Linked DNA regions of Mus musculus: region 1 is linked to region 2. Evidence: chromatin contacts called from ENCODE POLR2A ChIA-PET data. All regions are on one chromosome and are shown on one strand. The core of a region is the stretch at or near the end of the contact, and the rest is flanking DNA. Distances in the headings are between cores, read along the strand shown. Region 1 has its middle 6.9 kb from the start of Gm39286. Region 2 has its middle 18 kb from the start of Gm31546.

Region 1 (4,010 bases), core at 461-2,960, 49 kb after region 2:
AGCAAGCAGCGAGGAAGACAAAGGCCCAGAGCCCCCGGGTCCTGGCTTGCAAGCTGCTCGCATTTGCTCCATGTCTGCAAGCTCCCAGGAGCACACAAACATCCGCAGGGAAGAATGCTTCCCAGCATGCATTTCATGAATAGGGTGGCTTGTGTACTCTGCAACGCTGGAAATAGATCCTCACCGTGGAATGTGGAATGTGGAATGGACAAACGAAGGAACGGAGAATGTGGCCGAGCTCAGCAAGGCGGGACTCACCCCACACACAGCCCCACGCTGGCACGCTCTCTGAGCTGTTTGGAAGCTTTTTTTTCCCCCTGGGGCTCAGAGCATGGTGGTACAAAGAGCCTTGTGTTATGATCTCAACACCACTATTAATATCCTGTGGCCCATTGAGCCCTGATCCCTTGGCTGGGGTTCTCCCAACATCTCAAGATGAGAAAAGTAGTCCGGCTAGGGGGAGGGAGGGAGACAGGAAGGCAGGGAGAGAGAGAAAGAGGGAGAGAGGAGAGAGAGAGGAGTGCTCTCATTTACTGCCCTTGAGTCAAGAATTTAGAAACATGACCACAGCCAAAGCCTCAGAGGCCTCGTATCAAATGTTGTTATTTTTGGGTAGCTTGAAAATAACGCTGGTTGTGGGATGGGCAAGGTGCCCCAGTGGCTGCTGCAGGAAGCAGGAGCGGGTAGAAGCTCTGCAGAGAGAGGGTCATGTCACTATGGGCACAATTGCCCCGCTGGCTCGGCCTGTTGGGCTCCTCTGAGGAGAAGCTGAGGAGCTACACTCTCACTGGGTTCACCTCCCCCACCCCTGCCCCTCACCCCCCATGTGGGCTTTAGGGTGGTGACACTTCCCTCTAGTTTCCCCAGAGGCAGCTTGGCACAGTGTCCACTCAGATGACTCTGGGTGAAGAAACTTGGTGAAGCCTAGCTGTCCCTCCCCTGGAGTGTCTTTATTTAGACAGCTTTCCCCATGACCGAGAGCTCCCTCCCCTCTGTAGGAAATATGCCCACAGTGGGTATTTTTATGCTCCACCTGCACTGGGTGAAAGGGAACCCTGGTTTAAGATGAAAGGGAACCCTGGTTTAAGATGTCACTGATGATGCGTCTCTCTCCTCGAGCCCAGCAGAGCTGTGTCCAGGTCACAACTGAGGCTCTTGTCTGGGAATACAACTCACTCACTCTGTCTCCCCAATCTCCATGCCTGGTCATCCTGCTTGGACAGACCATACCAGACACAAACACACATTTACATAACAAACACAATGCACACACACATTTACATAACACACACTGAGGAATAAATAATAAAATCCCACATCAGTCCCAAGAACCCTTCCTTCTGTAGAGTACACGGGACAAATGGAAGTCATTGCCTCTGAGCTGCTGGCACATTTGGTGCCCTGAGAACGTCCTCCACTCAGTGACCATGTGCAGACATCATACAGGGCCAGGAGGTGGTTTATGGAGAGCCACTTGATGTTCAGAGCCCAAGAGGGTGGTGTACGTCATAGATGAGGCCACAAGGAAGGTTCTCCTCCCAAACCTGCTTTCTCGGGCTCCGGTGAAGCTACTGTCCTTTCGAGTGTCCTCTGAAGAAACAGATGTCCACTTCCTCTTCTGCTCCTATGCTGCCCTGCTGGCTCCCTCCATTAAGCCTCCCAGGCTGGAGCTGGGCAGCTGCAGGGACTTTCCACTTCCTCAGGCACTCACTGTCTTCATGACTGTGCCCATGAATCCTGTGGCAGTCACATATGCTCCTGGTTGGATTTGTAATAAGCTGAGACTGTCCATGAAAGCTAAATAATAATACCAACCCAAAACCTGATCATAATTACACTCTGCAGAAATTAGGTGTGTCCCGTGTAGACAGTGCCTACCCTGTAGACAGTCCACTTCACCCCTCTGTGTGCCCACTGGGAAACCTGTTAAAATCCAGAGTGAACCCAAGGCCCAAGCATTTCTGATAAGCATGGAGTGGACCCTGCTGCTACTGTAGAGGGCCAATGTTTCTGTGGGAAACGGTGGAACCCTATGTCCTTGAGGACCTAGACTGTGCCTGATTTGACCTTGATCCCTTTGTGCTCAGCACCCCTCCCCCTAGGGCATCATTTACACTTCCAGTCCCTACTGACAACATTCCTGAGGGAAGCATCCCAAAGGAGGGACATTTGTTTTGGTTGGAACACCAAACATCTCAGTGGGGATGACATGGCTGCTAACGTCTGCGTTGCAGGAAGATCCTGCTCAGCTTGTTCGCATCTTGCTGAACACAGAAAACTCCACCTGGAAGTGGGGCTAGGCTGTCCTGCTCCGAGACTGGCCTCCAGAGACTTCCAACAACCATGCCACCTGCCCCAAGGGTTCTATAACCCCTCAAGAGAGTGCTACCAGCTGGGGACCAAGTATTCAAACACGCGTGCCTGTGGGGACATTTCCTGTTATCCACATTGACTGCTTAACCAAACCCGAGGCAGGAGGTGGTGTGTAGGTTGGGTGGTGAGGAATCGTTCATTCAGTAAAATGTTGCCTCCCAAGCATGTTTGAGCTGGATTCCCCAGAACCCATACAGAAATCCTCAATACAAACAAACAAATTGTGAGTCCCTGATAACAAGATACGCGTGCACATACACACGCCAAAGGACACAGTTGAAGAGATTGTGAAGCCAGGCTGGTCCACTCCCCTAACACCCTTCAGTCCTTTAGGCAAAGCAGAACTCTTCATAGGCTCTGTCTACAGACACTAGGCACTGAGGGAGCGGCTTTCATCTTATTCTGCTGGCCAGGGGCTTGGGAACCTATGATGGATGCTTTTCCTACAGAATCCTGGGTGTGCCCTTGGTAAGAAAGCCTCAAAAGACAGGGGAATCTTCTCATCACTTCGTCCCCCTGCTTGATAAGACAATGTCTGATGCTCTATCTGTGGCTGCACCCACAGGCTGCTTGCTTTCATCTGCAACTGCACAGAGCTGAAAAGAAGGGGCCAGAAGCAGTGCCCCTCAAAAGATTGGGTGGGATATTCTCTTACAAATTAAACTATGCTGAAATTTATCTTTCCTGCCTTCAGAGAGAGAAAAAAAAGAATTCTAAATAAGTAAAAATTTTCATTATGAAATATATAAATCTCTAATAATTTTTAAAATGGGGGAAAACCCAAAGGGAAGTAATACATTATTACTTAGCATTTTCTATGTTCCTTGTTATTTTGTTGTTGCAACAAACACCTGACACAAGCAATTTAAGGGAGAGAAGGCTTAACTGGGCTCACAGAGTGCAGGTATAGCTTGCCATGAGGGAAAGCATGGTACAAGTCCTAAGATAATGTGTCTTTCTTGACAAAATTCTAATAGTTTGGGCAAGTGATATATGTAATTTTATCTGGTAATTTAAAGTTTAATCTTGCTATGTCATAAGTGTTTACCTTGTAGTCACCATCTTCTTGGTGCTCCCACACACACACACACTTGGTGCTCCACACACATGCACACACATGATGCTCTGCACACTTGGTGCTCCACACACTTGGTGCTCCACAAACATGCACACACATGATGCTCTGCACACTTGGTGCTCCACACACATGCTGCTCCATACACATGGTGCTCCACACAGTGGCTGTACCAACATGCACTGCAGTTAACTATTAGGCATGCAAGTTGTTCTGAAGCTTTTAAAATACAGTCCTGCTACAATGTAGCATAGGAGGTGTGTATTTTCTGTACATATAGAAATGTCAGATCAGGTTCGATCCATAAGACATGTATTATTCCAGGTGATTTTTAGGAACTAGTGATCAGGCAACATAAAAGCGTGAAGGAATTATCTACGGAAAGCAATCTGGAATGAGACTGGACCCAGACCCAGTAGTCTCTACCAGGGACAGGAGGAAGAAGAACAGGGAGGGATTGGCTGGGGAGGGAATTGGAAGGTGTTTGTGGGAATTTGCTTATTCATCCTGCTGCTGACTGTTTTTTTTTTTTTTTTTTTTTACTTGTAACTCCACCTGTGTC
Region 2 (3,964 bases), core at 1,029-3,528:
GAGAGAGAAACTTCTCCAGGGAGACATGAACTTGTATTCACTCCAGATAGCTCACTGATGACACAGGGAAGAAACTGTTCTACCCTCGTCTAGTTTGGTGAACAGGGTGAGTTTAATGATGTGATAGCTGCTTCGCAATACAGCTAGTCCCCAGTTCATGCAATGTACAGCACTGGAGCTCTCTGCACAGCTAGCAGGCAGTTCCACAGAAGAGTCCCCCTTAGCATTGACTGCTTACTTAATCCCCAGGCAGGGCCACCATTATCTTTGTTTTCATTTGAGTTCTTGTAACTCTCTTGTGGGTTTCATGAGCAGTCTCTCCTCCAGGAATGCTTCTGAGGAAAGACCAACCCTCTTTTGTCTTCAGGAGACTGGGCAACCCCAAGAGTAACTTCTTGGTTTTGTTCCTTGTTTGAGACCGATGTCAATAGCAGTGTTTGGAAGCCTGAAGCGGGGACATGAGTGGGTGGTTGGGGCCCCTCCCACACACAGCTATGCAGGACGGGAAGCAGGGGCGTGAGCTCTGGGAGGACTTCCGGGTCTCTGGGCTTGCAGTGGCCCATTGTATGCAGATCTGGGTGGTTTCTCAGCCCACACCAGGCACCAGCCCCACCAGCTCCACCTTCAGCTGATACAGAACTGGGTCAGTGCCTCTGCCCAGCTAGGAGGAGCTCTGAGCTGGTTACTCATTCTTACTCATGGAGGTTCTGCAATGCCTCACCGCCAGCCCCAACCTCCGGTCTCCCACATGCATTCCGAGCCTCCCTGTCCATCTGGAGAGCAGCGAACTGAGAGGGTTGAAAGGAGATCCCAGACTTGTAAAACCAGATGCTGGCTCCTCCAGGCTGGCTCCCCCTCATCCACCAGCCAACAGTTTTTACCTTTTTAAAAAGTCACACCCCTGGGAGCAGAGCATCCACTGAACTGCTGATATGGGACAGGGTGGGGGATGGGACTGAGAAGGTGGGAGTTAAAAATCAAAGTGATAAATGGGCCAACTGTTGCATTCACACCACGGGTTGAGGCAGTTGCTGTCCCTAGGAAAACAAAGGCACTCCAGGATCTCCAGCCACCAGGGACACCCCTCATATAGGGATGACAGGCCAGCTCTTGTCTCTCCTCACCCCTGACTCTTGTCACCCTCCTCTCCAGGTTCCCCAAGATCTGCAGTACTGTATTTAGTTGCTGGGGAAAGAGAAATTGTTTCTGGCCAAGGTTGATCTACTTGACTGTGACTTTAAATGCAAAATGTCCCTCTCAGGTTTATGCAGTAGGAATGATGCTTGGGGGAAACATGGACCCTTTAAGAGCCGGGGCTTAGCTAGAGAAAGTAAGTCACTGGAGAACAGGGTCTTAACCAGTTTCTGCTTCCATGAGGAGCTATGGTGTCCTTTCCACTTCCTAGTCTGATGGTCAGGTCAGGAGCTCTAGCACAGCCTCCAGCCACCCTGAACTCTCCTGTACAGTCCCCACTGTGAAGGATGGACGTTCTCTCGCTCCAAATTGCTTTTGTCCAAGATTTTGTCAAGGCAAGAAGAAATGTAGCCAACACAGGCACATCCTTCCAAAGGGCTGCAGCCTGGAGACCAGGGGGTGTGGTCACATCAAGTGTTCAATGCTGACAACGCACAGAGCAGGGCAGTCAGAGGTGACACATGGAACCCAGCCAGTGAGATGGACAAGTGCTCACGTGTTCCCATGTCTGTTTCCCACCAGGTTTCCGGTGCTTCTCCTTCACCTCCCACTTCATACCTTCTGAGCTATGGGTGGGCTGCCTGGGGGCCAAAGGCCACAGATCCCAGGGGTATGCCTCAGATTGTCCCTGTGACCCTGTCAACTGGGGTGCAAGTCCCAGAGAGACATGGAACCGCCCCCACTTCCTCTTGAACACCTGCTGGTCTGAGGTAAAGCCTCTACTGAAGGAGTATGCTCGGTGGCCTCCAGGAAATCTACCCATATTACAGTAGGATGCAGAAGGCTGCGAGAACCCACAGACCCCTTGGGTTCTGCCCAGACAGACTGTGACCGGGATGGTGACGTAGGCTGATCAGCCTGGCCACACCCCAAATCCTGTTTGGCCTGGTTTTTGTAGGAAGGCAAGAGGTAAGGGCCTAGAGAATGAGGCAACAGCTTCCCCAGGGTGAGTTCCTGCCCAGAGCTGGTATCTGGTTTCTCAGCCAAGCATGGGTGGCTCTGGCTCTGTCTCTGATTCCGCTGACTCACAGTTTGGATTACACATTGGACATAGCTTGTCTGTTTGCCTGGACACTGACCCTTGGTCCTGGTTGCACGCTGCACATGGGCCTCTAGGTTTGTCCGGATATTGATCCTCAATCCTGGTCACACTCTAAACATTAGTCACCTACCTTGGCTGATTCTGCATGCACACTGCACACTGGCTGGCTGTTTGCCTGGATACTGATCCCTGATCCTGGTTGCACAGTATACACTGGTTTTCTATGCTTGCTTGGGACTCATCCTTGATCCTAGTTGTACTTTGTACTCTGTTATCTAAGTGTGGCTGGCTAGTCCTCCCAGAGAAAGGTCTTACTTGCAGTCACCCCAACCCTATTTTCAGAAGACACTCGGCTTTCTTGGAGTCGGACTGGGGCCTTGCTGGGCTTTCCTCTAGCCTAATTTTAATAAGCTGGCCGGATGTTTCTTTAGGTAGTAGAAACAGGCATGTTCTTGAGACTCAGGTTCACCTTCACCTTTGAAGGCAGGACATGGCAGGATGCTTGAGATCAGGGCTTGGGATAACAGGAGAACCTTGTTAACCACCGGGAAGGCTTTGCCCCACCTTGTACCCATTTCCCAGGCTGTCATGTTGCTGACAGTCATGTCCGACTCTTTCAGCATGCAGGTTACAGCTGCACGATGGTACCGATTTCTTACTCCTCACGGAGCCTGTATCTAGTGATGATTTGTGCTTTGTGAGCTAGGAAGCTGGGGGCTACCCACTCCTATTCTCACCTCTGTCTGGGGTCTCAGATGCTGGCAAGAATCACACATTCTGGGCTTGCTGGGGACTCGGCCTATCTAAGTCCCTACCCCCACCCACAGGGGAATTGTGGAAATGCCCCTGTCCCTCTTGAGAGTGAAATGTAGTCAGTAAATACCTAGGACTTCACCTGTGGGGTACCGAGAGCCGCTGTGGCAGAAGTTCTGGTTGTCAGGGGACCTGTCCATGATCACAGCATATCAGTGGGAACCCTTAAGGGAACGTGACTCACAGGCTGCTTGCTCCTGACTCCTCCCAGCTGAAGAAAGAAAGGATGGTTAGCAAACAGCAGGTGGGTGGCTGTGTGAGACAAACGTCAGGGAGAATGTTATGGGGTTGCTGGGGTCAAAGCCTGAGTCCTGGTAGCTATAAAAAAAAGTTAGCCAGGGCTACCCCTCCCCAGTTAAAGAAGTAGCAATAAAAGCAGAGAAAAGAGATTTATTTTTTGTGGCCACAGTGGGAAGAACAAAGGGGTCTAGCAACCCTCAAGTCCATCTCTGAGATCCTGGCATGAGGTTTAGGGTTAAGTAGAAAGCAAGTGAATGCGCAGAGAAGCAGATCTGGCCAAGGTGTGGCCCCGCCCATCACTGAGCTGCTGCCGCTGCCACTGCCACCACTACCACCACCACCACCACCACCTGGGCTCCAGTCTCCTGTGAGGTGGTGTGACACATGGTCAGACCTGTGTGACCCTTCCTGGGGGATTCTGGCTGGCACAAGGCCTTCTCCATCTGACAGCTTGAGATTCCCAGAGAAATTCCAGTTTCTTGGAGTCCCCAGTAGTCTGACAGCCAAAGAATAGGCTACAAGGGTCTCTTTATAAAACTGTCACAACAGAAGTCATGGGAAGATGGAGCGATGAAGCCCTGGTTGAAGAAGAACACGTGGCACTGTACAGGACAGTTGACCCAGGTGACAGTTAAGGAGCAGCCGGTGAAGGGTGATGAGTTACAAGTGCCCACA

Evidence for each region. ChIA-PET counts read pairs that join two places held with the same protein, here RNA polymerase II (POLR2A).
Region 1: POLR2A ChIA-PET joins it to region 2 with 19 read pairs in Patski. The contact joins two enhancer-like sites. POLR2A ChIA-PET finds 5 or more read pairs at or near these places in 2 of 5 experiments (Patski and embryonic stem cell).

The regions. Positions count from the first base shown.
Region 1 is chr8:126,563,056-126,567,065 of GRCm38, reverse strand. No RefSeq gene overlaps it. Among named protein-coding and RNA genes, the nearest start is that of Gm39286, 6.9 kb to the left of the region's middle. Within about 2 kb of position 1,710, at least 1 of the 3 ENCODE cell types and tissues checked has a DNase peak (open chromatin) inside an H3K27ac peak, as active enhancers do.
Region 2 is chr8:126,612,610-126,616,573 of GRCm38, reverse strand. No RefSeq gene overlaps it. Among named protein-coding and RNA genes, the nearest start is that of Gm31546, 18 kb to the right of the region's middle. Within about 2 kb of position 2,278, at least 1 of the 3 ENCODE cell types and tissues checked has a DNase peak (open chromatin) inside an H3K27ac peak, as active enhancers do.